2 separate regions of the Homo sapiens genome follow, and region 2 is linked to region 1. A link is a loop called in an ENCODE intact Hi-C map of the cell type or tissue named here. Cell type or tissue: gastrocnemius medialis. All regions are shown on one strand. Links, peaks and the distances in the headings refer to the core of each region. The heading gives the core; the rest is flanking DNA.

Region 1 (15,489 bases), core at 5,043-13,042:
GCTGGGACTACAGGCACGTGCCAGCACACCCAGCTAATTTTTGTATTTTTAGTAGAGACAGGGTTTCACTGTGTTAGCCAGGATGGTCTCAATCTCCTGACCTTGTGATCCACCCACCTGGGCATCCCAAAGTGCTGGGATTACAGGTGTGAGCTACCATGCCCAGCTTCTACTTTCTACCTGTACAAATTTGACTAGGTACTTCATACAAATGGAGTCATATGGTATTTGTCCTTTTCTGACTGGCTTATTTTACTCAGCATAATATCCTCAAGATTCTTCTGTGTTGTAGCATGTACCAGAAAGAATTCCCTTCCTTTTTGAGGCTGAATAATTTTCCATTGTATGTATATGCTAGTTTGTTTGTCCATTCATCTGTTGGACATTCATCTGCAGGTTGTTTTCAGGCCTTGGCTATTATGAATGCTGTTATGAACATGAATGTACAAATATTCTTTCAAGTTTCTACTTCCATTTTTTGGGGGTATATACCTACTAATAAAATTGCTGAATCGTATGGTAAATTCTTTTAACGTTTGGAGAAACTTTCATACTGTTGTCCACAGTAGCTCTATCATTTCACATCCACATGAACAGGGCCCAAAGATTCCATTTTCTCCATAATCTCACCAACGCTTGCTATTTCCTGGCTTTGTTTTGTTTTTGTGTTTATAGTAGCTATCCTAATGCATGCAAGGTGGTATTTCCTTGTGGTTTTGATTTGCATTTCCTTAATGATTAGTGATATGGCACATCTTTTCATTGGCCATTTGTATATCTTCTTTGGAGAAATGTCCATTTAAGCTCTTTGCCCATTTTTTTCATTGAGTTGTTTGTTTTGTTGTTGTTGCGTTGTACTAGTTCTTTATATAATTCAGATTAATGCCTTATCAGACATATGATTCACAGATATTTTCTCCCATTCCATAGGTTGCCTTTCCATGTTGCTGATTATGCTCTTTGATGCACAGAAAATCTTAATGTTGGTATCATCCAGTTTATCTATTTTTTCTTTGGTTGCTTATGCTTTTGGTACCATATCCAAGAAATCATTGCCAAAGCCAATGTTATAAAGTGTGTTTTACTTTTAATGAATGTTTTTCTATTTCAAGAGACCTAGATAGAAAATAGTTTCTACTGGCAAATAATGGAAGATAAAGGTGGAGTCAAGACAGGTTAGGACTACTGTGTAAGAAGCACTTAATTATAAGATAAAGAATTTTGGAGTTGATCAAATATGCATGGAAGAGTCAATGAAGGTTTTTGAGTAGGTAAGCACCTGACTAAAATCAGTGTTTCAAGACGAACAAAAAACGGTGAGTGAATCCTGCACCTTCAGCTGAGGTATCCAGGTGTTCTCATTGGGACTAACTATGGGGTTGGCACAACCCACAGAGAGCAAGAAGAAACAGAGTGGACTGACGGCCCACCCAGGAGCCTCACAGGGCAAAGAGAGCTCCCACCCCAGCCAAGGGATGTGGTGAGTGGTTATGCTACCCTGCCTGGGAAGCCATGCTTTTTCCATGGATCTGTGCAACCCACAGATCAGGAGATCCCCTCATGAGCCCATGCCACCAGGGCCTTGGGTCCCAAGCACAGAGCCATGCAGATGCTCGGTGGTCACTCAGGTTTCAGCCAGCGGTAGCAGGCTGGAGACTGCCTAAGGCAACCAAATTTCCAGAGGGAGGGGCAGCTGCCATCACTGCAGCTCCAGTCTTCCATTTTCCCCTGCCAGTATTGGGGAGACTGGGTGGTTTGGACTGGGAAGAATTCCCCACTGCACAGCACAGTAGCTATGGCAGATTGTGGCCAGACTACTTATTTAGGTGGGACCTGGATCCATTCCTCCTCACCAGGCAGGGCCTCCCTGTGGGAATTTCAGCAACTCCAGCCAGGGGTTTATGAACAGAACGCTGATATCCCTGAGAGGAAGCCCCTGGGGTGGAAGGGGTGGCTGCAGTCTCCACGGTTCAGCAGACTTAGTCTTTCCTGCCTGCTGGCTCTGAGGAGTCCAGACAGTCCAGATGAGGGGCATTTCCCCCAGTGCAGCACACTTATTTTGCCAAGAGGCAGTCAGAGTGCTTCATTAAGTGGGTTCCTGATCCTGTGCCTTCTGACTGGGTAAGACCTCCTAACAGGGGTCACCAGACACCATATACTGTAGAGTTCTGGCCGGCATCAGGTTGGTGCCCCTCTGAGGTAGAGCTCTCAGAGAAAGGAACAGAAAGCCATCTTTGCCATTCTGCAGCCTCCACTGGTGACACTTCCAGGTGTGGGAGGGACCCAGGTGAATGGGTTCTGGAGTGGACCCCCAGCAAACTGCAGCAGTCCTATGGGCAGAGGGCCCTGACTGTTAAACAAAAAAGCAAACAAACAAATAGAAAGCAACAGCAATATCAACAAAAACTACCCCACAAAAACCATGTCCTAGGGTCAGCAGCCCCAAAGATCAAAGGTAAATAAGTTCACCAAGATGAGGACGAATCAATGCAAAAGTGCTAAAAACCGAAAAAGCCAGAGTGCCTCTTCTCCTCCAAATGATTGCAACACCTCTTCAGCAAGAGCACAGAACTGGGCTGAGATGAGATGGATGAACTGACAGAGAAGTAGGCTTCAGAAGGTGGGTAATAACAAACTTCACTGAGCTAAAGGAGTATGCTCTAACCCAATGCAAAGAAACTAAGAACCATGATAAAACATTACAGGAGATGTTAACCAGAATAACCAGTTTAGAGAGAAACATAAATGACCTGATGAAGCTGAAAAACACAACATGAGAACTTCACAATGAAACCACAAGTATCAATAGCTAAACAGACCAGGCAGAGGAATCTCAGAGCCTGAAGACTAGCTTGCTGAAACAAGACAGGCAGACCAGATTAGAGAAAAAAGAATAAAAAGGCACCAAAAAAACCCTCCAAGAACTATGGGATTATGTAAAAAAGATCAAACCTACAACTGATTGGGTTACCTGAAAGAAATGAGGAGAATGGAACCAGGTTGGAAAATATACTTCAGGATATCATCCAGAACTTCCCCAACCTAGCAAGGTAGGCCAACATTCAAATTCAGGAAATCCAGAGAACCCCAGTAAGATACTCCAGGAGAAGATCAGCCCCAATACATCTAATTGTCAGATTCTTCAAGGTCAAAATGAAAGAAAAAAAGTTAAGGGCAGCCAGAGAGAAAGGCCAGGTCACATATAGAGGGAAGCCTGTCAGACTAACAGCAGACTTCTCAACAGAAACCCTACAAACCAGGAGAGATTGGGGGTCAATATTCAACATTCTTAAATAAAATAATTTCCAACCCAGAACTTCACATCTGGATGAACTAAGCTTCATAAGCAAAGGAGAAATAAAATCCTTTTCAGACAAGCAAATGCCAAGGGAATTCATGACCACCAGGTGTGCATTGCAAGATTTCCTGAAGGAAGCACTATATATGGAAAGGAAAAACTGTTACCAGACACTACAAAAACACACTGAAGTACACAGACCAATGATACTATGAAGCAACTACATTAACAAGTCTGCAAAATAACCAGCTAGCATCATGATGACAGGATCAAATTTACACATAACACCAACATTAAATGCCCCAATTAAAAGGCACAGAATGGCAACTGGATAAAGAGTCAAGACCCATTGGTGTGCTGTATTCAAGAGACCCATCTCATGCGCAAACACACAACTAGACTCAAAACAAAGGGATGGAGGAAAACTTACCAAGCAAATCAAAAGCAGAAAAAAAGCAGGGATTGCAATCCTAGTTTCTGACAAACAGACTTTAAGCCAAAAGAGATCAAAAAAGACAAAGAAGGGCATTACATAATGGTAAAGGGTTCAATTCAACAAGAAAAGTTAACTATCCTAAATATATATGCATCCAATACAGGAGCACCCAGATTCATAAAACAAGTTCTTAGAGGCCTACAAAGAGAATTAGACTCCCATAAAATAATAGTGGGAGACTATAACACCCCATGGTCAATATTAGATTGATCATCGAAACAGAAAATTCACAAAGATATTCAGGTCTTGAACGCAGCTCTGGATCAAGTGGGCCAGATAGATATCTACTGAACTTTCCACCCAAAAGCAACAGAATATACATTCTTCTCAGCACCACATGGCACTTACTCTAAAATCAATCACATAATTTGAAGTAAAACACTCCTCAGGAAATACAAGGAAACTGAAATTATAACAAACAGTCTCTCAGACCACAGCACAATCAAATTAGAACTCAAGAGTAAGAAACTCACTCAAAACCACACATGGAAATTGAACAATCTGCTCCTGAATGATTCCTGGGTAAATAATAAAATTAAGGCAGAAATCAAGAAGTTCTCTGAAACTAATGAGAACAAAGAGACAACATACCAGAATCTCTGGGACACAGCTAAAATAGTGTTAAGAGGAATATTTATAGCTCTAAATCCCCACATCAAAAAGGAAGAAAGATCTCAAATTGACATTCTAACATCACAATTCAAAGAATTAGAGAAGTAAGAACAAACAAATTCAAAAGCTAGCAGAAGACAAGAAATAACCAAGGTCAGAGTAGAACTGAAGGAGATAGAGACCAAAAAAAACTCTTCAAAAAAATCAGTGAATCTAGGAGCTGATTTTCTGACCAAATTAATAAAATAGACCACTAGCTAAACTAATAAAGATAACAGAGAGAAGAATCAAATAGGCAAAATAAAAAATGATAAAGGGATATCACCACTGACCTCACAGAAATACAAACAACCATCAGAAAATACCATAAACACCTCAATGCAAAAACAAAAACAAAAACAAGAAAAAAAAAACTAGAAAACCTAGAAGAAATAGATAAATTCCTGGAAACATACACCCTCCCAAGACTGAAGCAGAAAGAAGTTGAATCCCTGAACAGACCAATTATGAGTTCTGAAATTGAGGCAATAATAAATAGCTTCCCAACCAAAAAAAAGCCGAGGACCAGACGATTCACAGAGGAATTATACCAGTGGTACAAAGAGGAGTGGTACCATTTCTTCTGGAACTAGTCCAAACCATTGAAAAGGAGGGACTTTTCCTTAACTCATTTTATGAGGCCAGCATCATCCTCATACCAAAACCTGGCAGAGATACAACAACAACAAAAAAAGAAAACTTCATACCAATATCCCTGGTGAAAATTAATGCAAAAATCCTCAATAAAATATTGGCAAACCGAATCCAGCAGCACATCAAAAAGCTTATCTAACCATGATCATCAAGTCAGCTTCATCCCTGGGGTTCAAGGCTGGTTCAACATATGCAAATCGGTAAACATAATTCATCACATAAACAGAACTAAAGAAAAAAATCACACGATTATCTCAATAGATGCAGAAAAGGCTTTTGATAAAATTTAACATCCCTTCAAGTTAAAAACTCTCAATAAACTACAGATCAAAGGAACATATCTCAAAATAATAACAGCCATTTATGATAAACCACAACCAATATTATACTGAATGGGAAAAAGCTAGAAGCAGTCCCCTTGAAAACTGGCACAAGGCAAAAATGCCCTCTCTCACCACTCCTATTCAACATATTATTGGAAGTTCTGGCCAGGGCAATCAGGCAAAGAAAGAAATAAAGCATATTCAAATAAGAAGAGAGGGAGTCAAATTGTCTCTGTTTGTAGATGACACATCCCTATATCCCTATATTTAGAAAACCCCTTCTTCTCAGCCCAGAAGCTTCTTAAGCTGATAAGCAACCTCATCAAAGTCTCAGAATACAAAATCAATGTGCAAAAATCACAAGCAATCCTATACACCAACAACAGGCAAGCAGAGAGACGAATCAGGAGTGAACTCACTTCACAATTGCCACAAAGAGAATAAAATACATAGGAATACAGCTAACGAGGGAAGTAAGGGACCTCTTCAAGGAGAACTATAAACCACTGCTCAAGGAAGTCAGAGAGGACACAAACAAATGGAGAAACATTCCATGTTCATGGATGGGAAGAATCAATATCATGAAATGGCCATACTGCCCAAAATAATTTATAGATTCAATGCTATTCCCATTAAACTACCATTGTCATTCTTCACAGAATTAGAAAAAAACTACTTTAAAATTCATATGAACCCAAAAGGAGCCCATATAGCCAAGACAATCCTAAGCAAAAAGAACAAAGCTTGAGGCATAACTCAACCCAACTTCAAACTATACTACAAGGCTATAGTAACCAAAACAGCATGGTACTGATACAAAAACAGACACATAGACCAATAGAACAGAATAGAGAACTCAGAAACAAGACCACACATCTACAACAATCTGTTCTTTGACAAACCTGACAAAAACAAACCATGGGGAAAGGATTTCCTACTTAATAAATGGTGCTGGGAGAACTGGCTATCTACATGCAGAAAATTAAAAGTGGAAACCTTTTTTACACCTTTTTCGAAAATTAAGTTAAGATGGATTAAAAACTTAAATGTAAAACCCAAAACTATGAAAACCCTAGATGAAAATCTAGGCAATACCATTCAGGACATAGTCATGGGAAAAGATTTTATGATGAAATCACCAAAAGCAATTACAACAAAAGCTAAAATTGACAAATGATATCGAATTAAACTAAAGAGCTTCTGCACAGCAAAAGAAACTGTCATCAGAGTGAACAGACCCCTACAGAATGAAATAAAATTTTTTCAATCTATCCATCTAACAAAGTTCTAATATCCAGAATCTATTATACAAAGGACTTAAACAAATTTACAAGAAAAAAAAACAAGCAATCCTATTAACAAGTAGGCAGAGGATATGAACAGGCACTTCTCAAAAGAAGACATTTAAGCAGCCAACAAACATATGAAAGAAAGCTCAACATTACTGATCATTAGAGAAATGCCAATCAAAACCACAATGAGATACCATCTCATGCCTGCCAAAATGGTGATTATTAAAAAGACAAGAAACAACAGATGCTGGCGAGGCTGCAGAGAAATAGGAACGCTTTTACACCTTGGTGGGAATGTAAATTACTTCAACGACTGTGGAAGACAATGTGGCAATTCCTCAAACCAGAATACTATTTGACCCAGCAATCCCATTATCGGTTATATACCCAAAGGAATATAAATTATTCTATTATAAAGATACACACATGCGTATGTTCATTGCAGCACTATTCACAATAGCAAAGACATGAAATCTATCAAATGCCCATCAATCGTAGACTGGGTAAAGAAAATGTGGTATATATACACTATGGAATACTATGCAGCCATAAAAGGAATGAGGTCATGTCCTTTGCCGGGACATGGATGGAGCTGGAAGCCATTATCCTCAGCAAACGAAGGCAGGCACAGAAAACCAAACAATGCGTGTTCTCACTTATAAATGGGAGGTGAACAATGTGAACAGATGGACATGAGGAGGGGAATAACACACACTGGGGCCCATCAGTAGGGTGAGGTGAGGGAGAGCCTCAAGAAAAATAGCTAAAAATAGGTGGTGGGTTGGTAGGTGCAGCAAATCACCATGGCACACATTTACCTATGTAACAAACATGCACATCCTGCACGTGTACCCTGGATCTTAAAATTTTTTTAAAAATCAGTGTTTCAAGAAGATAAATCTGGAAGTTGTGTGCAGAATTCTTTTTTCCAGAAAGAAAAGAACAGAGATGAAAATACCAGTTATAGTGAAAGCTACTGCAAAAATCCAGGAAGTATATGATAAGAATGCCTATTAGAATATTTAAGTATTCTCTATAAGAATACTTTACATATTAAGAAAATGCAAAAATGAATTTAGAATAAAAATAAACTGAGATGGCCATGGGTACAAATAGGCTAAAAATAAACACAGAATATTTCTCAACACTTCTCTGTGGCATCAGTGAGCCCTTTGAATGAAAGGCTGAACTTAGCCTGGACAAGCAATTGTATTGAACAGTGTCATCTGAGACAACTAAGATAAATATTTATTTTAATGCCTTTAAATGAAAAAAAATTATTTTACTCCTTCTAGAAGTGAATAATATACTCACTCCCTCATAATAGTTGCTCCTTAGCTTTACCTGCATTTGAAATAGCAGGAGTTTGGGGTTCATTAATTAAATCTATGGCAACTACTTTCAGTAAAATCGCCATTAAACAATCACTAGTGGTAATTAACACAACTTTTAAAATAATTGGTAAGAGAAAAAGCTGAGAGCTTAGTAAAGCATGTTGGGGGGTGAACAAACTTTTTGACACCATATTCCTTTTCTTTGATAAACTCAGTGAGGATGAAAAAGCTTTTCAAATTGGCTGATTTAACAACCTCTGTCCCACTAGAGAAAAATCTTTTCAGTCTGATGAGGCTGAAGCAATCTAAATGGAAATATTGGTTCCCACAGATTTCTATAGGCTTTGATGATAAAACCTTCTGCCTGGTATATTTCCTTTTGATCTAGCTGAAAAAGGACGCTGGGAGAGGCTAGGACCAGGCTCCTTCAATGACCAGCTGCTGATACAGCTGTGGCTTGTTAAGGCCACAGGACAAGGAACAGTTCCAACATGCTCCCTGTTTTATCACATTCTTAACATTATATTACTAAGAAAATTGATATCCACACAGATGCAGAATTATGGCGTGTTCTGAAGGCCAAATGAATTGTAAAAATGATGAACCAGCTACATATTTCAAGAAATTATTAAGATGTAAATGCTTATCAATAAAACTTTTCTTCCAACTTAAGAGATCTGAAAACAGAGATCTGCTTTTAGATAGTTTCCTTGTCTATGACTGATGGGGAGAGAGTTTAAATTCTCTGGAGAAACACACTTTCTGGTCTCAAGTAACCAGACGGATTTGCATCCTGGATCTAACCTCAGAGGCTTAAGGAGTGCTACAGAAGGCCTCCAGCTGATATGGGGATCTTAGCTATGACTCTCGCTGCTTTCCATTAAGGAAATGAGAAACAACTCATTTTTACAAGGTGCTAACTAAGCTTGGCTGAGCAGCCCAACTGAAAAATCAAACATGCCCAAACACTTCATGTTTATAAAAACAAACTCCATTAACATGCCTGGCTTCCCTTTTCATAAAATTGAAGATGATTTATTACATATCTTAGAGCAGTCCAATTTTCCTATAAAATGCATGTTCTGTATTATGTTTGGCACATTTTAGACGATCAATGTGTAATTGTTCAATTGAATTACAATGGATTTGTTTTCCATGAAAATGATAATGGAGAATTTTACAGAACTTGTGATGACCCAATGGCATAAAATAGAGGGCTTATACAAGCTATAAGAACTGGTATGCACTCCAGAAAGGAAGTTAAACTTTTTTTTTTAATGCCACAGTGTTCACCCTTCCAAAGTCAGCCTTAAAAGGAAGAAGTCCAAATTCTCTAACAACTTACTCCACTGAGTTGGGCCTCATTACAAGTCTCTTTAGTGTAATGCATGCATCTACAATCCCATATTAACCTTATTATTTAAATTATTGTAGTAAACCCAATCCTAGGACTTTTCTAAATTTCCAGTATAATCTCTACTATTTTTCATTATTCACTTAAAAAAAAGGAGATTCAATAAGAAGGAAAGGATATAAAACAATCATCTCTGTACCTACTCACTGAAATATAATATGCAGAATTGAAACCCTCTGTTTACCCATCCCTGATCCAATTACTTGCCCTTGATCCTCAGAAGTAACAACTTACTCTGATTTATCCAACTCTTAACCGAAATTTTCTCACCCACCTGTGGCCTAGGAACAAGGAAGAATAACAGAGTCATAGTGAAAATTAGTTTTAGTTTTAATTTTTGCAAAGCACAGACTTAGCAGGGTTACGATGATTTCATGTGTTTTTCAGAAGACACTGGTTCTCTTAACCCTATTGTGGAGATATGCTTACTACTCTTACTGAAATGTTGGCCAAGAAGACACAGACATTGTAGCGGTCTCAAAACCCATGCTTCTCTCATTACACTACGCAACCTAGTCCCCTCTCTTGCACAAGAGGTCTCTAGTGTTCTCTATGCACAGCCAAGTGCAGTTTTCTGCCCTTCTCTAATGCCATGTCTGTGTCCTAAAGAGGAGAGCAAATTTGAAGCTTCATAACAATGACATTCACAACTTCCAGTCACTTCTTTAGAGCTCTGGTCTGTTCCAGAGCAGGGTGTGCACACCCAAGGCAGGAGCAAATTGAGCCATTAGGTGATGGACAAATGGCATTTTAATTCTTATTTAAACGTAGTTTGATCTAAAGCAAAGAAGAAATTGAATATTAATACAAATAGTAGTAGTATATATACAATTCATGAATAAATATACATATATTGAGGGTGCATGCTCAAAAGTTTTTCTTGTAATTTTTAACTGATAAAAGAGAGTAATCAAATATATTTGGAGAGCACAGATCCAAATAATTCATGTTTACTATCTGTGTTACCTGAGGAAAAATAGTTTCAAGACATGTTGTGTGATTTTAATCACATGCAGGTAATACTGATGTAGTTTTATATACATATACATACCAGATTAAAATAAATTATTTACCTCTGTTCCCATAGAAAATGATACAGTTCCTAGAACTTTTAGTTTAGCTGAGTACATATAACTAAATATTCGCTATTCATCAGCTGCACACTCTAGGTCTATTTTGAAAGACATTTTTATTTTATAATACACTTTTAGCTCTAAAAGGTTTTTAATTTGTTTTGTTTGAGAACCAGAGTTTAAAATGTCCAGAAGAGTTTTTCAGTTGAGGATAGTTAAAATTAAAATTGTAAATAGTTACTTATTACTCCAATATTTATTGAGCATCTACTATGATACAGTAATGATACAAAGGTTAAAAAATAAATATTTCGTATTTGCTTTTTTTCAAGTGCTAAGAATAAGTAATGAGCAAAAGATCGTTGGTGGTCCCTATCTTCAAGGAATTTACTAAGAAATATAAAAGTTGAAATAAATTAGAGAAAATCTTTTAAGCAAAGTATGAACAAAGTCATGTAGACTGTGTCTCTTCCATGTCCACCCTACTCTGCTCCTACTTTCAGATTTCCTCTTCTATGAGCACTGCTCAAAACAAACAAATAAACAAAAACCAAACAGATCCCTAGACTTGCTCGTCATTTCCCATATCTCAGGATCACTCAATATTCTCATTCTCCTGACCTTCACCTCCCGTGTCAACTTCTTTATTTTACCTGACCAACTTTATTTGGGTGATATTGAGTTTAATTTGATTGACTAATCCTGGCTCTTCTGAAATTCCTCCCTGGATCCACAGACAGTCCTGAAAAAGGGAGGCCAAGAGCAGGACTTAGGAACCCCAGAGCAGGCTAAAGAGGAAGAATTTTTACGAGGTAGGCTTTTGAAGGTGGCATAAATTATTTCACATAGACCAGCTAACTCGGTCAGTTGCATTTGGGAAAGCTTGTGAGTCCCTCTGCTATTGGACATTTTCTTTCATTTTAATGATCCTTAAATTGTTCAAAGTAATTATCATTTTAAATTCATATATTAGGGTCTCTTTAATTGGGAGCCTTTTATAGGGCCACAGCAACTTCCTTTGGATGTATTAAGCTTGCTGTCTTCCCCCACAGCACAAGGCTCTATACAAAGCAAGCACTTATTCTTCCTAGAAACATTTATTGGATACTGCCTCGAACAAGGCACGGTGATAGTGATGTGGAGGACACAAAGATGTACGCACAAAGCAATAACATGCCATTTTGACCAAGAAAATGAGGATTATGTTATCTCCCTCTTACAAACACATGGAAATGTTGTGAGTATTTGGTATCTTAAAAATAAATTTTGGACATTGCTTTCAGCTGCACATCTTGCAGCACTGACAAATATATAGTGTCAATATAATACTATTATGTTTCCATTCCCACATCATCAGTCACAGGCTTATCTGTTTTACATAGTCACAGTTTCAAAGCATTTGGGAGACTTTATGGTGGGTAATGATTTAGGAAGAGATGAGAATAGTTGCACGTTTTGTAAAGAGTTGTGAGTGTATTTACTGGGAATGATGATGATGATCATGATGATAATGATAAGGTCCCCAGCTGTCTGTTGAAGTCCCTTTCTGGGAAACAGCTGGAAACTCATTCTCTAAAGATCGCATCTGGCTTGATTTGCCAGCACTCAAATCCCATTGATCTGGTTCTGTTCTAGCCCTCTGTACTCACAGTTCAAAGAGCAGGGAGGCCTGTAAAGAAATTACTGCCATATTGTTCAATCAGCCACAGTGAGCCATATATACGATTATAATTAGGAACACATTAAGGGAAGCAGCTCAGTGGAGATAAGCTGCCTGACTGCATACGCTTTTTGATGAGGGCTTAGCGCCAATACGAAAAGAAAAAGATTAAATGTTTGTTACCAATCCTTTTGAACTTGTGGCAGAACATGTGGTAAAGTATTTTTGATTCAAATTAAAAGCATCCTAGGATAAAAATAACCCTGTTCTCCCAGGCCATTCCAAGTGAAACCATTTGGAGACTGATTTATTGTATCGCCCTTAACCTCTTTCCACCAGCATGATTAACGTAAGCATTTCTGAATCCCTTATAAGCCTGGACAGGTATTTGTCTTGTTACACATCTGTGGAACAAATGGCAATACAAATTATACACTCAACAGATGTAAGTTTTCAAAGGCCAGGCAAATTTAATTTGACTGTGCATGTAAATGAAAAGTTCATTGAGCTCCAAGGTCAGTGATGTGGGTTGCAGGTAAAGAGGATTGTTGCATCAAACATCACCAAAAGGCCAGGGATTCAGAAACCCTCAAAGGGAGCTTCCTAAGCCAAGCAAAGAAAATATAAGCTGCTGCTGCACCACCAAGGAGACAAGCATAGAGAAGGCTGCAAAAGAAAGGGACAGCTTGACCACTACCATCTCGAAAGCCTTTATACAGTCACTGGAAAGAAAAAAAAAGGCAAGATGACCATACCAAATATTTTAAGCTTCCATGACAAGAGGAAGCATGGTTTAGTGGTTTCTTCTGGAAATGGAGAATAGAAAGTTTGTTCCAGATTTAGTCTCTTCCTTCCTCTGTGGCCTTTGGCAAGACTCTTAGCCTCTCTGTGCCTGTTTAACTGTAAAATTGGGATATTAGTGTTTCCCACTTCACAGGTTTCTAAGGTTTAGTATCTTTCTACAGTGATGTTGACCTGTTTAAAATAATACTACATATTATACATTTCATGAGTCCAGAAAATTTGTAACCACATGAACTTATCTGCCAAAGGAATAATTTAGTTTAAGTTGTTTTTAATTATATCATGTGTTCTTAAAATTTCTGTGAACAGTGAAATTTATTTATTTAGTGGTCCTAAATGCTAATTTAAGAAAACCTCAATTATAATATTTTCTCACAGTGTCTCAGTTTTTCCCCAAGACACACCCACATACACATACACATACACACACACACACACACACACACACACACTTTCCTCATTTCCTCTTCCCATTCTAAATTTTGAGGTGTTTTGGCCTCTCTATAATTTCTCCCTTAGTAAAGTAGATATTGTCAATAGTAGTAACACTAAGCTTCTGAAAGCAATAAAACTAAATAATTAATACCACAAGGAAACACATAATGTCAGAACATAGTTGGTTAAACCAAGGGATAAGACTCTAATATGGTAAAGTGTCTTGTGAATTTCTAAGAGAGGGAAAACTTGCCTAATAACAGTTTTGTACCCCTTTACCACTGAATTCCCTCAGGTCTAGTGTTCTGAAGAAAACAATCTGGGAAAAACAATTTGGGAATAACCTAAAGTGTTTTGATACACCTGTGTTCTTTGAGCAAGACGAGTAAAAGTGAGGCCTTTTAAACAACAAGGAAATTATTTCCAAATGCAAATGTGCTTGATTGAGAATGCATATTTGCCTTTAGAAAGAAGATGAAGGCAAAGGGGATAGGTAGAGTACTCTTTTCTTCTCTTGCTCCCACCGGGAAGAATATGCTGCTATTACTTTTTTTGTTTTGTTTGTGTGCTTTGATTCTTTCCTGTAGAAATAACAAGAATAAAAGTATTTGGTGTAACCTAACTTTCTCTATTGTAAGTCTGTGCTAATTACCAGAAGGTCAAACAAATTGAACCTGTAGTTTATGACAGTTTTATAAATAAACATTTTATGTGTAATTGATCCCTAGTGTTCTTTGAAATGCCAATTAGGAAACTCTTGCTGCTTTATAGCCATTAGTCAGGGAAAGATGGACTGATGACTTCACAGTGGTGTGAGAATAGCTCACTGCCTTACTCCTAAAAGGCAAAGTTAAAAAGGGGCAAGGGACATCTTTCAGGTAAAAGAGGTGTATATGAAAATGAAAATCCAAGAACAACTGTCACAGCTGATAGCTAGGTAGCCACAGCACCCTTCTTGTAAGTGTCTTTGCACTGATTGCTTTGGGGGCCTGCCTTCTCCATTAAACCTTGGAGGTCAGAGATGACATCTTATTCATTTCCTTTTTCCTGGAATGTTCTGTGATGCTTAAATCAGATTAGGCACCTGTCATGCATTTACAGAATTAAACTGACAGCAAGTGATTTGGAACAACAGTACTTATAAAAATATACTCACTAACACTTAGATACTGAAGTTGAGTCTTACATTCAAAGTAAAATAGAGAAACACCGTATTTACCTAGGTATTTCTGGCCAGATTATACAGCTCATTTGTGGCAGAAAAAGATGACAAAAAGTATAAATATCTTAGAACATTTGTATTGTTCAAATGCAATGTTTATCTACACAATTTATTTTTTGAATCAATGTGGGGAACTTTACTAATATCCTGGGTAAATGTCACTACTTGGTTATAATCTGTTGAGGTGGTTTTGTATTCTTGGTTCTTCTGTCGTGAAAGTAATCCTCAGTGCTCTGGGTCATCTGGAATAACCGGGAATAACCCTGCCCTCAATGTTCTCATCCAAAACTTTGATAAAGTATTACATTCATGGCCAATGAAAGAATTCAGTGGTGCAAAAATTCAGAATTTCATTTAACTAATCAACAATCTTGGAATGTCGGTTTTCAGTCTCCAGCTATGTTCTCATCCAGCCTGGCTTTCTTTAATATACACAAGGATATACCAAGATCTTGTCAAATACTTGGCTGACAAAGATATATTTTGATTCTACTGTAATTGTAAGTCTACCGTTACTATGGTATCTGTCCCAAAGCTGACACTTACCTATTGCATAATAGAGCTAAAACAATCATGAAGATTGGCATGGTTAAGATTCTTATGAACAGAAAGATCAGTGCATGCCAGATAGGGTTCACACTGGACTACATACCTTCATAGACTTGTCTTCGCTGACATTAATACATTCACTGCCATTAAGCTTATATTTATTAAACATATGGCCAGTAACTTAGCTTCCTCAGTCTTCCTTGCCTTTGAGCTGTTGGGATGTGAATCGTATACTTAATATGCTTGTTTTGTAATGCCTTCGTTTTCCTCTGAAATGTCAAGTA
Region 2 (15,489 bases), core at 5,084-13,083, 410 kb before region 1:
GCGTTGTTGATCATATGGCTAATACCTCCCTACTGCCATTCCATTTCAAATCCTGTTTCTCTAGGGAAAGTGGGAAGTGAGGAGTCAATTCAGGTGGGTGGAGAGTGGGAAGTATCTTAGAGTATCAACCGTTCTTTCCTCTTGGCTTCCTCAGGAGTTCAGATGTGTTCTAAGCCTGCTGGAGTGACCACACTTCCAAGACCTGATGGAGGCCAGAGCTCAGAGTGGCAACGGGTCGCAGCCCTTGCTGCAGACGCCCCGTGACGGTGGCAGACAGCGTGGGGAGCCCGACCCCAGAGACGCCCTCACCCAGCAGGTACATGTCTTGTCTCTGGATCAGATCAGAGCCATCCGAAACACCAATGAGTACACAGAGGGGCCTACTGTCGTCCCAAGACCTGGGCTCAAGCCTGCTCCTCGCCCCTCCACTCAGCACAAACACGAGAGACTCCACGGTCTGCCTGAGCACCGCCAGCCTCCTAGGCTCCAGCACTCGCAGGTCCATTCTTCTGCACGAGCCCCTCTGTCCAGATCCATAAGCACGGTCAGCTCAGGGTCGCGGAGCAGTACGAGGACAAGTACCAGCAGCAGCTCCTCTGAACAGAGACTGCTAGGATCATCCTTCTCCTCCGGGCCTGTTGCTGATGGCATAATCCGGGTGCAACCCAAATCTGAGCTCAAGCCAGGTGAGCTTAAGCCACTGAGCAAGGAAGATTTGGGCCTGCACGCCTACAGGTGTGAGGACTGTGGCAAGTGCAAATGTAAGGAGTGCACCTACCCAAGGCCTCTGCCATCAGACTGGATCTGCGACAAGCAGTGCCTTTGCTCGGCCCAGAACGTGATTGACTATGGGACTTGTGTATGCTGTGTGAAAGGTCTCTTCTATCACTGTTCTAATGATGATGAGGACAACTGTGCTGACAACCCATGTTCTTGCAGCCAGTCTCACTGTTGTACACGATGGTCAGCCATGGGTGTCATGTCCCTCTTTTTGCCTTGTTTATGGTGTTACCTTCCAGCCAAGGGTTGCCTTAAATTGTGCCAGGGGTGTTATGACCGGGTTAACAGGCCTGGTTGCCGCTGTAAAAACTCAAACACAGTTTGCTGCAAAGTTCCCACTGTCCCCCCTAGGAACTTTGAAAAACCAACATAGCATCATTAATCAGGAATATTACAGTAATGAGGATTTTTTCTTTCTTTTTTTAATACACATATGCAACCAACTAAACAGTTATAATCTTGGCACTGTTAATAGAAAGGTGGGATAGTCTTTGCTGTTTGCGGTGAAATGCTTTTTGTCCATGTGCCGTTTTAACTGATATGCTTGTTAGAACTCAGCTAATGGAGCTCAAAGTATGAGATACAGAACTTGGTGACCCATGTATTGCATAAGCTAAAGCAACACAGACACTCCTAGGCAAAGTTTTTGTTTGTGAATAGTACTTGCAAAACTTGTAAATTAGCAGATGACTTTTTTCCATTGTTTTCTCCAGAGAGAATGTGCTATATTTTTGTATATACAATAATATTTGCAACTGTGAAAAACAAGTTGTGCCATACTACATGGCACAGACACAAAATATTATACTAATATGTTGTACATTCGGAAGAATGTGAATCAATCAGTATGTTTTTAGATTGTATTTTGCCTTACAGAAAGCCTTTATTGTAAGACTCTGATTTCCCTTTGGACTTCATGTATATTGTACAGTTACAGTAAAATTCAACCTTTATTTTCTAATTTTTTCAACATATTGTTTAGTGTAAAGAATATTTATTTGAAGTTTTATTATTTTATAAAAAAGAATATTTATTTTAAGAGGCATCTTACAAATTTTGCCCCTTTTATGAGGATGTGATAGTTGCTGCAAATGAGGGGTTACAGATGCATATGTCCAATATAAAATAGAAAATATATTAACGTTTGAAATTAAACTGAGCTGTTTTGTCTTCTTTTATCTTGTTTCTTTCAAGTGTAAGAAACTACATTTTATGTTAAGGGTAACATTTTAATGAAATAGTTAATCACTTGTCTATAGAATTATTTTATGATTGCCGCTTTAAAGTAAGCTGGATTTGATGATTTTTCAGAGACAATTCTAGCAATCAAGAGAACATTTAACTTACTATCTGTACTTATATGGGAGCTGATTTTAGCTATATCATTGTTCTTGTTCCCCCACCCCCTTTTTTTTTTTTGCAGATTATCTGACTTGTGTTTGTTCTGCAGAGGTTTTTTTTTGGTTTTTTTTTTTAAATCTTTGATTCAGGAGACTTTCCTTAAAAATTAACAGTTAAGCTTTTTCTTTATATACAGTATCAAGGATTAATTCCATGAGGATAATTCAAAACTAGTGAAATGAGTTTAGCTCAATAAACATTTATTGAATGTCACCTGTGTCTCAGACATGCAGTATTCACAGATCAGTTCTTAAAATTAAGGCCAAAAATATTTTCTTGACTTAGCTGATCGTGGCAGTGTTTTTTCCAGTCTGTTTAATTTTTGACTCTGAAACATCACCATTTTACCTAATTCCTTATGTTAGAAAAGACATGAAAAAAAGAACTTGCTTTGATTCTGGTATTTGGTATCATAAAATTTGATCTGATATTGGTCTTACTCAAGACAAAGAAGGCCAATTTAAGGCCCTGACTTATTCAATCAGATTATTCAGAAAATTGTTGCTCTGGGAAAAAGATGCAGCATGAGAGTCAGTGTGCTTGGAGCTGTCTTTTAGAAGCAAAGGTACAGCAAGCTGCTGCAAGCCCATCTTGACAAATACTAGGTTTTAAGTCACTTGATTAGTCACTTTGTGGCTGATGTTTGTTTTTTTTTTTTCCAAAAGTTTGTACTTTTGCTGCCAAGAGTCACTGGAAGTCTAGAAAATAATTTATCTGTCATTATTGTTTAATCTCTTGTTTCCTGTTCTGAGGCTCCTTCTTAGCACAGGTTGTCTTCTGTTATGTTTTTTAAAATTGGCTTTCAAGGAACTATATAGCCTCCTACATTAAGACATTGCTCTAAGGACCTTCAATTTCCTCTGACTTCCTCCAAGAAACATAGTTAACTTAGAAATGATTTAAGCTTCAACTTTGAGTTACTGAATGTTTCAATTCTAACACTCTTAAAACGTCACCCTGGTGGTCTAAGGAAGAATTCCGTTGCTGGAGAATAGGGTAGGGTTTCTTATTCATTATGTAGTTTTCAAGATGTGTAAAGCACAAAAATTTTGACTGATTAGGTTTGTTCATCAAAAACTGCCATGTGCATTGACAGAGCTCTTTTTGGTATAAAAATTGTGAGTTAAATATTTTTTTTTCACCGCATAAGTGGCTTTCAAAGTATTCTTAGACATATTGCATCAGATGTCATTGAGTGTTTATTGAAAAAGTAAGAACCTCTTCCCATAGTTACTGAGTCAGAATCTGATGGTGTGGCCTAGAAATTAGCATTTTTAATCATTCTACAAGTGATTATGTGCAGTGTGGCAACTACTGACCTAGGAATTGCTTTCTAACTTGGTTTTCTTTTTTTTTTTTTTTGAGACGGAGTCTCGCTCTGTCGCCCAGGCTGGAGTGCAGTGGCGCGATCTCGGCTCACTGCAAGCTCCGCCTCCCGGGTTCACGCCATCCTCCTGCCTCAGCCTCCCGGCTAGCTGGGACTACAGGCACCCGCCACCACGCCCGGATAATTTTTTTGTATTTTTAGTAGAGACGGGGTTTCACCGTGTTAGCCAGGATGGTCTCGATTTCCTGACCTCGTGATCCGCCCGCCTCCGCCTCCCAAAGTGCTGGGATTACAGGCGTGAGCCACCGCGCCCGGCCTCTAATTCAGTTTTTTAATGGGCTCTGATCTCTAAAGTATAACTCATTGGTTTGAATATTGAGCATAAAGTGATAGTCAACTGAAATTTGAAGAGGATTTGAATTAAGTATATTAAGTCCTATGAAAATAATTTGTTTAAAGATAAATAAGAAAATTGGAGCCCAGGCATGGTGGCTCACGCCTGTAATCCCAACACTTTGGGAGGCTGAGGCAAGTGAATCACTTGAGGTCAGGAGTTTGAGACCAACCTGGCCAACATGATGCAACCCCGTCTCTACTAAAAATACAAATTAGTGGGCATGGTATCAGGCACCTATAATCCCAGCTACTTGAGAGGCTGAGGCCGGAGAATTGCTTGAACCTGGGAGGTGGAGGTTGAAGTAAGCCAAGATCGTGTCACTGCACTGTAGCCTGGACAACAGAGTAAGACTCTGTCTTAAAAAAAAAAAAAAAAAAAAGAAAATTGGATTTTTCAAGAAGCTTCCAACTAACCTGTTAAATGTTGACTTTATCTATATACCAGCATAGAATTAATTTTCAAAATATGGAAGATTAAATATTTATGTCTAATAGATTAAAAGCAACTGGCACTCATTCACTGCATTAAAAATAATTTCTTATTTTTATTTTTATTTTTTGAGACAAAGTCTTGCTCTGTAACCCAGGCTGGAGTGCAGTGGCGCCATCTCAACTCACTGCAACCACTGCCTGCCGGGTTCAAGAGAGTCTCCTGCTTCATTTCAGCCTCCTGAATAGCTGGGATTACAGGTGCGCACCACCATGCCCGGCTAATTTTTGTATTTTCAGTAGAGATGGGGTTGCACTATGTTGGTCACGCTGGTCTTGAACACCTGTCCTCAGGTGATCTGCCCACCTCAGCCTCCCAAAGTGCTGAGATTACAGGCATGAGCCACCGCACCCAGCAATTTTATTTATTTTTTAGGTTATTATTTTTTGAGGCAGAGTTTTGCTGTGTTGCCCAGACTGGAGTGCAGTGGTGGGATTTTGGCTCACTGCAACCTCTGCCTCCCGGGTTCAAGCCATTCTCCTACCTCAGCCTCCCAAGTAGCTGGGACTACAGGGGCACGCCACCATGCCTAGCTAATTTTTGTATGTTTAGTAGAGATTGTGTTTTGCCATGTTGACCAGGCTGGTCTCGAACTCCTGATCTCAGGTGATTCATCACACTTGGCCAAAAATAACTGTTTTAATGTTGCAAATTATCTCACTTGGGAAAAAATATGGAGGAATAACCTCAATTTCTTAATCTCTATTTAAAGTTCATGAAAAATTATAACATGATAAATTTGTAATCCAATGGCCATTATTTTGATGTGATAGAGTAAAAGTATGATGATAATGCAAACATAACTGCTAAGCATTTAGGGGAATTTTAATCATTTTTGTGGTTTCTTGCTTTTTAATTTTTTTTAAACCTGTGGATGCTCTATATTTGAGATTCATATAAGAATGACAACTTGATTGTTGTTACTTAAAACATTCATTTATGTGTTTTGAGGAGGAGATTTTAAGGCCCTGCCAAATTTCTGCCATGTTGTAGCTTGCTCTGGGGATTGTCTGTGAAAGAAGAAAGCCAAAACCCAGGCAAGTAATCCCAACCAAACTTTTTGCATAACTTCTTTCTTCAGTATACTTCTGTCTCAAGGACTACTTGACTCCAGGATATGTAAGTTAAGGTACTGATGATGTCAGATAAATGAATTTGCTCTTGCACAGTGCTGTAAGGTATTTGATAGGCAGTTGATGGGTTTGATGTAATTTATTAACTTTTAAGCATTTAGGTCAAAATTTTCAAAGGTTTAATGGTTTTAGAGTTTCACTTGAAGTCATACCCACAATTGGCCATTTGTCTTCCTCTCCTAAATGTGCACAAGGACCAGGGTATAAACACAGAAGTTTCAACTTTGAAAATGGGCTGAATTTGTACAGCTCAAAAACAGGTCTGTCAACTTGTGGAGAATATTTTACATTGTTTTCATAAAGAAAACATATAATAGTAGGTTATTAACTAGTCACGTCATTATTGTATCAGTATCCAGTCTCTGGTTTGCAATATCCGTTAAGGCAAAAGTCATGTTAATTTCTATTTTAATTTGGTCTAATGCCTCACTTCTTTATGACATACTAAGGGTGGGTCTCCATTGAGTGGAGATCAGATTAGAATTTTAACAAGGCCTATCTGATTTGACATAAAACTGATCATCAGAGTAAAGCTATACATCTGGAGTATTTCATCATGGGTTTGGCCATTCACAAGAGGATAAGAGTAAGACTGTATATGTCCTATACTGTAGATTTTATTTGTACACCACACTGCCACTCCCTTTTCACCACAAGAGACAACTGTGTGAATAATGAGAGGCAAAATGTGAATACCGCTGATGATACTGCACCTCTGGTCAAAATTTAACTTAATACATTCATTTAATTTACAATCAAAGAAGAAAAAAGGGAGATAGAAATATAGCAAAAGAGGAAAAAAGTAACATTTAAACTTTTTTCCACGCCTAGCAAATATTTTACATTTTTATTTAATACTACATTTTGATTGATTGACTTAAATAATTTTTAAAAGTCAGTCTTATTTGGCAACTCATACTTTTTTTTTTTTAAATAAACTGTTAAAGGAGATTAGAAAGAAGCCTTGGCCTCTGGCTTGGCTAGATGAGACATGTAAGGCTTCAGCATCACTTATGAATTTATTTCTCAAAACAGTTGCTAATACACAGAGATGAATAAATAATTTGACTTAATACAAGGACTCACTTGGAAGAGAATTTGGGCACAGAAATATAAATTTGGCATTTCAACCTAGTTTTTGGATGCCTACTGCTTACAAATTACTGGGCTAGTTGATCTAATGCAAAAGGAAAGCGGTAGCAACTCTAATGCAAGACAGGACTTAGAAGCACAAGCAAGATGCTATGAGAGTGCAGAAATTGAGGGAAACGTTGATGCATTCTCGTTAGTTGGTTTGATCGCCATGTCTTTGCAATGGTTTCAGATACTTAAATACCTCAAGAGTTTTTGCTAAGACAGTTGCAACAGAATTAGCATCACTCATTAAATAAAACTATGCTCACCATCCCATATCCACATCCTAAAATGAATTGTAGAGGTGTTTAATGAATATGTGAACAACTACATGTTGCTATGTGCATTCTTTTTTTTTTTTTTTTGGAGATGGAGTTTTGCTCTTCTTGCCCAGGGTGGAGTGTAGGGGCATGATCTCAGCTCACCGCAACCTCTACCTCCTGGGTTCAAGTGATTTTCCTGCCTTAGCCTCTTGAGTAGCTGGGATTATAGGCATGTGCCACCACACACGGCTAATTTTGTATTTTTAGTAGAGACGGGGTTTCTCCATGTTGGTCAGGCTGGTCTCGAACTCCTGACCTCAGGTGATCTGCCCGCCTCGGCCTCCCGAAGTGCTGGGATTACAGGCGTGAGCCACTGCGCCCAGTCGCTATGTTTATTCTTAATTTTAAGATTCATGACTCACTAAAATCTTCCCTTAAAAAAATACAAATAAAAAAATACTTTTTCAAGATGTAGAACTAAGAAACAAGTTGAAAAGATCTGTCTATTCTTGTTCTTCCAGTTCTTGCTGGAATTTACCTTTTGCCATTAACCCATAGTTTTAGCTTGCTTCTGAACCTAGAGAAGGATGAATTGGAAATAATCAAGTTAGGGGGGCAAAAAAAAAAAAAAAGTGTAAATGATATTGTGAAAAGAAGTGGTTGAGCTTTGGAGCAATTCTGCCCTTGTCAAAAAATACCCGAGACCTGGCTGCTCAGGCTCACATGCCTCTCAAAACCTATGTGACCCTCTCCAGTTCCTAGGCCAATGCAACTTTCATTTTTGGAACAGTTTTTGCTCCAAATAAAATCTAGTTTATTGACTTGCACCAATAGTGTTTACAGTCAAGCAGGGTTCCAATAAATATCATGTTTGTATCATCTCTCATTTCTCCAGATTCCTAGTAGGCATAGTGCACCCATCCTGGCCTCAAACGCAGATTTCCTCCTCCAAAGTAGTCATAAAATAGCCAAAATATATCTGTAGCTACTCACACTAGAAGGCCGCTCCTGAGTTTCCTATTAGAAAGTCATGTTTGTAAGTTCAGAACAGCATTTAAGTTTGCATATCTAGGCTGGGTGTGGTGACTTATGCCTGTGATCCCAGCACTTTGGGAGGCTGAGGCCGGCGGATCACAAGGTCAGGAGGTTGAGACCAGTCTGGCCAACATAGTGAAACCCCGTCTCTACTAAAAATACAAAAAATTAGCCGGGTGTAGTGGTGTGTGCCTGTAATCCCAGCTATTCGAGAGGCTATTCGGGAGGCTGAGACAGGAAAACTCGGGAGGTTGCAGTGAGCCGAGATCATGCCATTGCACTCCAGCCCAGATGACAGTGCAAGACTCTGCCACAAAAACAAAACAAAACAAAACAAAAAATTTGCATATCTAATGGCCACTGTGAACATTATAAAATGTAGTGACCAAGCAGCCTAGCATGTATCAAGCAATAGCACATACAAAGCCTTTGGATAAATTTAGTACCTGCTCTGTTGGCAAAGCTAATGGCTAGGATGCCCCAAGAGATGTTTGTCTCTGACACATGACTCTAGTAGTGAGTAACTGACTCCAGGAACATGGGCAACCACACAATCAACATTTGCATTTAGGTCTTGATGTCACCTGGACTCTGACCTACACACCATTAGGATAGAGCCTAATTGATTTAGTTTTGTTTGAACTGTAAGTGTAAGCTTAAACTTTGGAAATACTGAAAATATGAATTATTTTACAGAGTACTGGTTTACTTCAAACCATCTGTGAAAAGTCACATGATGTGACTCTGATAATGTGTCATCTGTTTCTTTGCCCTTTTACATGAACAACCAAAACTATAGGCCCAGAGTGTAATTACTTGTCACTAATTTAGTATTTATTGTGTATCTTCAGTGTAAAAGGTATTATGGTAGATAGGGAAAAAGCATTCGTTAGATCTATGACTATGAACAAGCAAATGAGGAATGACTGCTCATGACCCTTTGGAAGCTGATTATCTAGGAATTAGATTATAAATCATAGAAAATGACTGGTAGCCGGCCGGGTGCAGCAGCTCATGCCTGTAATCCCAGCACTTTGGGAGGCCAAGGTGGGATCACAAGGTCAGGAGTTTGAGACCAGTCTGGCCAACATGGTGAAACCCCATCTTTACTAAAAATACAAAAATTAGCCAGGCATGGTGGCAGGCGCCTGTAGTCCCAGCTACTCGGGAGGCTGAGGCAGGAGAATCACTTGAACCCGGGAGGCAGAGGTTGCAGTGAGCCAAGATCGCACCACTGCACTGCAGCCTGGGTGACAGAGCAAGACTCCAACTAAAAAAAAAAAAAAAAAAAAAAGACTGGTAGAATTGTCTGCTTCCTGCCTTGGGTGATTTGACCCGGCAGGGGACGTTTGTCGAAGTCTGGAGACATTTTTGGTTTTCACTACTGGGGGCTGGAGTGGGAAACGACTGGCATCTAGTGGGTATAGGCCAGGGATGCCGCTAAACATCCTACAATACCCAGGACAACCCTCCATAACAAGAATTATCCAGCCCAATATCCCAATAATGCTTAATTCGAGAAACCCTGCTGTAGCTGGGCGTGAGGGGCTTATTCCTGTAATCCCAGTGACAGGAGGACTGCTCGAAGCCAGCAGTTTAAGATTAGCTTGGGCACATAGAAAGATCCTGTCTTTAAAAAATATAATATTTAAAAATTAGCCAGGCAGGGCCGGGCGCGGTGACTCACGCCTGTAATCCCAACACTTTGGGAGGCTGAGGCAGGCGGATCACCTGAGGTTAGGAGTTCGAGACCAGCCTCAACATGGAGAAACCCCGTCTCTACTAAAACTACAAAATTAGCTGGGCATAGTGGTGCGTGCTTGTAATCTCAGCTACTCGGGAGGCTGAGGCAGGAGAATTGCTTGAACCCTGGAGGCGGAGATTGCGGTAAGCCGAGATCGTGCCATTGCACTCCAGCCTGGGCAACAAGAGCGAAACTCCGTCTCAAAAAAAAAAAAAAAAGAAAGAAAAAAAATTAGCCAGGCATAGTGGCATGCATCTGTAGTCCTAGCTATTAGGACTACATGTGAAAAATTTTTCTATCAGAAAAATGATCTGTATCTGTAAAATATGTATGTCCAATGCACGTGCTTTCCTATAGTGCTTTAAGTTCATTAGCCTTGGAGACAAGCCCCTGTGCAAATGCCCTTCTCTGTTACTTGTTAGCTAATACTTAAGAGGCTGAAGTGGGAGGATCACCTGAGCCCAGGAATTTGAGGTTGTGGTGAGTATAAGACAGAACAAGACCCCCTCTCTGAAAAAGAAAAGAAAAAAGAGAAAAGAAATAAACCTGCCACAGAGAAAGCTGAGAGAGTAGTGAGGAGAAGGTGATATATTCATATATCCTTCCGACACACGGCAAGAAATGCTGTCGGCTGTGTGAGAGAAAGAGGTCAAAGGACAGGTGGAGATTACTGTGACCATAACTTTGGAATTTCCATTCTAAGTGCGAAGCCTCTAAAATTCTATGAGAAAAGGGGGCCAGGCGTGGTGGCTTACGCCTGTAATCCCAGGGTGAGGCAGGCGAATCACGAGGTCAGGAGTTCGAGACCACCCTGGTCAACATGATGAAACCGCATCTCTACTAAAAATACAAAAATCAGCCGAGTGTGGCGGCACACGCCTGTAATCCCAGCTACTCGGGAGGCTGAGGCAGGAGAATCGCTTGAACCTGGGAGGCGGAGGTTGCAGTGAGCCGAGATCGTGCCATTGCACTCCAGCCTGGGCAACAAGAGCAAAACTCCGTCTCAAAAAAAGAAAGAAAAGAAAAATGACCTGTATCTGTAAAATATCAATATATGTCCAATACACCTACTTTCCTATAGTGCTTTAAGTTCATCAGCCTTGGTGACAAGCCCCTGTACGAACGTCCTTCTCTGTTACTTATTAGCTGTGTGGCCAAAGGCAAGTTACTCAACTTTCCCAAGCCTAACATCTTCATCTGAGAGATAATACTTCCTGCTCGAAAGGTTACTGTGAAGGCTGAAGAGATGTGCGTGAAATATTAGCCTTTGTGATTGGTACAAAGTAAGTACTAAAGAAATAGTAACTCGAACTTACTTCAGTTGAATTCCACCCCCTATCAGTTCCCCTTGTCAGGCACAGTTTTAAATACTGAAGGTATAAGACATCATCTGCCTTGCTGGAAGTTGTCTGTAGGACAACTACATATGTATTTACTATAGAGTATAAGAAACATGATAAAAGACTTAAAATACATATGAAGGGGAAGTGACTAACTCTATCTTGGGTGTAGTAAGTGGGATCAGGGAAGTTTCTTAGGGTAATGTCACAAAGGGACTTGGATGATTTTCCAAAAATGGAGTGGTAGGTAGGAGTCCAGACAGCCAAGCATGGATGAGAAAGGGATTCGTTCTTGAAAAAAAGAAGAAAAAAAGTGATATGAAGCTGAAAGAATTAATAAATTTCAGATCAATGTTTATTTATAAGAGATTTAAGTTTCTAAATAATGGCTTCTAGTAATTACACACACACACACACATATACAAAGAGATGTGCATTTTTAGAGTTTGTTGATGTTATAAATGTTGTTTATTGATGTTTCTTTTTTTTTTTTTTTTTGAGATGGAGTCTCGCTCTGTCGCCCAGGTTGGAGTGCAGTGGCACGATCTCTGGCCCACTGTAAACTCTGCCTCCCAGGTTCATGCCATTCTCCTGCCTCAGCTTCCCGGGTAGCTGGGACTACAGGCGCCCACCACCATACCCAGCTAATTTTTTTGTATTTTTAGTAGAGACGGGGTTTCACTGTGTTAGCCAGGATGATCTAAATTTCCTGACCTCATGATCCGCCTACCTCAGCCTCCCAAAGTGCTGAGATTACAGGCTTGAGCCCCCGCGCCTGGTCTTTTTTTTGTTTTGTTTTGTTTTGTTTTGTTTTTTTTGTTTGTTTGAGATGGGAGTCTCACTTTGTCACCAGGCTGGAGTGCACTGGTGCGATCTTGGCTCACTGCAACCTCTGCCTCCCGGGTTCAAGCTATTCTCCTGCCTCAGCCTCCCAAGTAGCTGGGACTATAAGCACGTGCCACCTCGCCCAGCTAATTTTTGTATTTTTAGAGACAGGGTTTCACCATGTTGGCCAGGATGGTCTCTATCTCTCGACTTTGTGATCCACCCACCTCAGCCTCCCAAAGTGCTAGGATTACAGGTGTGAACCACAGCGCCTGGCCTGATGTTTCTTACTGGACATAAATTTGTTTTGAATACAAAACTTAGTCAACTGTCCCATAAAATTCACAAAACTCCTTTGTTGCCTAAAAAACACACAAAATGGACTGGGCATAATGGCTCATGCTTGTAATCCCAGCACTTTGGGAGGCCAAGGCAGGAAGATTACTTGAGCCCAGGAGTTCAAGACCAGCCTGGGCAACATAGTGAGACTCACTCAGTCTCTATTAAAAAAAATTTTTTAAATAAATAAGAAATGAAAACCCTACTTTTAGAATGGTTCACTAAGTAAAATTATTAGTCTACCCTAGTTTTAATTAATCTGTGGTATATATATTTTCCTTTTTCTCTTTTTTTTATTTTTTTTTTTGAGATGGAGTCTCGCTCTGTCGCTCAGGCTGAAGTGCAGTGGCGTGATATGGGATTACAGGCATGAGCTACCACGCCCGGCCAATTTCCAATTTGTGGTACATATGTTTTCATTTATTCTAAGTTATTTGAAAAGTTTTGGAGCAAACATGAGTATAAACCTTTTTTTTTTTTTTTTGAAATGGAGTCTTGCTCTGTAACCCAGGCTGGAGTGCAATGGCGCAATCTCGTCTCACTGCAACCTCCACCTCCTGGGTTCAAGCGATTCTCCTGCCTCAGCCTCCCAAGTAGCTGGGATTACAGGTGCGCGCCACCACGCCTGGCTAATTTTTTGTATCTTAGTAGAGATGGAGTTTCACCATGTTGGCCAGATTGGTCTTGAACTCCTGACCTCGTGATCCACCTGCCTCAGCCTCTCAAAGTTCTGGGATTACAGGTGTGAGCCACTGCACTCAGATGAGTATAAACCATTATAAGTAACAATCAATTTTTAAAAGTTGTATTATTGATTAAAGATATATTCAGAAGCCCTTTTTTTCCTTTCCTCACTCATCTTTCATTGTTGATAGGTTCTAACATGTTATTTTCTGCCCACTCACCTAAGTAATTGACTTTAAAATACACTTCTACTGAAAAAAAAGACATAGGTAATTCCATTGGTAATGCAATGAAATTTTTTTGTATGACAAGTAACTCTAAATTGGATTATCCATTAATAAGATAGAAATCTGAAATGTGTGTGGATCTATTATTGTTGATTATTACAACTATCTCAGTCCATTTTCTGTTATTATAACAGAATACCTAAGACTGGGCAATTCAGCCAGGCACAGTGGCTCACACTTCTAATCTCAGCACTTTGGGAGGCCGAGGTGGGTGAATCACCCAAGGTTGGGAGTTCGAGCCCAGCCTGGCCAACATGGTGAAACCCGTCTCTACTAAAAATACAAAAGTTAGCTGGGCATGGTCTGTAATCCCAGCTACTTGAGAGGCTGAGGCAGGAGAATAGCTTGAACCCAGGAGGCAGAGGTTGCAGTGAACCGGGATCACGCCACTGCACCCCAGCCTGGGTGACAGAGTGAGACTCAGTCTCAAAAAAAAAAAATACTGGGCAATTCATAGGCAATTCATCAAGCAAAGAGGTTTATTTGGCTCACTGTCCCTGGAAGTTCAAAATTGGGTGGCCACACCTGACAAGGACTTCATGCTACATCATAACATGGCAGTTGGCATCACACGGTGAGAGCACAGGAGACAGCAGTGAGTGAATGTGTGCAAAAGAGACACAATACAAGGGGCAACCTTGCTTTTATTTATTTATGTATTTATTTTTGAGATTGAGTCTTGCTCTATCACCCAGGCTGGAGTGCAGTGGCATGATCTCGGCTTTTTGCAACCTCCACCTCCTGGGTTCAAGCAATTCTCCTGCCTCAGCCTCCCAATTAGGTGGGATTATAAGTCCCCATCCCCACGCCCAGCTAATTTTTGTATTTTTAGTAGAGATGGGGTTTCACTATGTTGGCCAGGCTTGTCTCTAACTCCTGACCTCAAGTGATCTGCCCACCTTGGTCCCCCAAAGTCCTGGGATTACAGGAGTGAGCCACTGTGCTTGCCCACAGCCTTGCTTTTTAACAACCTGTTCTCTCTCTCTTGGTAACTGATCTCAGTAACTGAACTCATTCCCTGAAGATGGCATTAATCCCTTCATGAGGGTGGATCCTTCATGACCCCAAAGCCTCTTAAAGTTCTCACTATCTTTCAACACTGTTATATTGGAAACCAAACCTCAACATGAATTTTGGTGGGGACAAAACCATATTCAAAGCATAGCAACTATCTATAAAATATTAAATGTGTAAAATTTATAACATGACTTAATAGGAAGAACACTAGCTATAGAACCGTAGGCCAAGTGTCTTCATGAGCAAATCACTTAACTTCTCTGTGGTTCAGTTTCTTCCCTAAAAATGGTAGTTGTAATATATACTTCATGAGTGATCTGATAATTAAAAGAGATACTCCCTTTTAAATAAAGTACCTTATTAAAGGGAACTGTTAAATGGATATATTGATAATATAGTTATGTTCTTTAATGGATTATTATTTTTCCACAGAGAATGTATGCATGGGTGTATATACATGTATGTCTCTACATATATAGATTTTTGCAATGTTCCTACTAAAAGAAATAGCCATGTTAATTAACTTATGGACTAGTTTTATCCAATGTTTATCTACTTTGAATGCACTAACAGAAGAACTTTAAGAATTCATTCATAGTCCCAAGTAGTACATATTTCCATTAATAACTTCCCAAATGGAAAATAATTCAGTAGATAATAAAGGTATTGGCTGGGCGTGGTGGCTCATGCCTGTAATCCCAGCACTTTGGGAGGCTGAGGCGGGAGGATCACGAGGTCAAGAGATTGAGACCATCCTGGCCAACATGATGAAACCCTGTCTCTACTAAAAATACAAAAATTAGCTGGGCCTGGTGGCACGCACCTGTAGACCCAGCTACTCAGGAGGCTGAGGCAGGAGAATTGCTTGAACCCGGGAGGAGGAGGTTGCAGTGAGCTGAGATGGCGCCACTGCACTCCAGCCTGGTGACAGAGCGAGACTCTGTCTCAAAAAATAATAAATCAATAAATAAGTAAATGTATATTGAAGGTGTTGCAGGAAGAAAGAGCATAAATAATAACACATCAAAATGTTATTATCAATTGAGTGTTAGAGATATAACAAAGTTACTCAATTCTAGGATGAACATTTGTATTTTCATTTGTGCATCTCTGAAATTAGAAGGCATCTTGCAATCAATGGTGTTTTATAATTGCCATTGGCTAGGCAACCGGTATTCATGACATAATTTTTCATTGTTTGTTGTGCTTGAAGCTGATCACAGTTATTCATATTGTCCCACTTCAAGTGAGTTAATATGCATTATCACATTTAAGTTTACTTACACACTTTTTT

Evidence for each region. Peaks named below come from ENCODE experiments on the same cell type or tissue, not always from the same donor. Only the 100,000 strongest peaks of a DNase experiment are listed, where the experiment ranks them.
Region 2: it touches region 1 in a loop (2.2-fold over the local background); 3 of 110 quality-filtered maps call a loop at or near these places.

Annotation. Positions count from the first base shown.
Region 1 is chr13:79,912,322-79,927,810 of GRCh38, reverse strand. It overlaps LINC00382 (long intergenic non-protein coding RNA 382), which reads right to left. Exons shown (of 6, transcript NR_120413.1): 3 at 15,309-15,416; 4 at 12,951-13,095; 5 at 11,189-11,277; 6 at 9,775-10,239. Among named protein-coding and RNA genes, the nearest start is that of LINC00382, 47 kb to the right of the region's middle. In gastrocnemius medialis, for the core only: no CTCF peak of the experiment used is centred there; a DNase peak (open chromatin) is centred at 9,990; H3K27ac peaks cover 1,260 bases.
Region 2 is chr13:80,322,422-80,337,910 of GRCh38, reverse strand. It overlaps SPRY2 (sprouty RTK signaling antagonist 2), which reads left to right. Exons shown (of 2, transcript NM_005842.4): 2 at 155-1,935. The coding sequence starts at 206. The coding sequence ends at 1,153. Among named protein-coding and RNA genes, the nearest start is that of SPRY2, 11 kb to the left of the region's middle. In gastrocnemius medialis, for the core only: no CTCF peak of the experiment used is centred there; a DNase peak (open chromatin) is centred at 8,460; H3K27ac peaks cover 1,665 bases.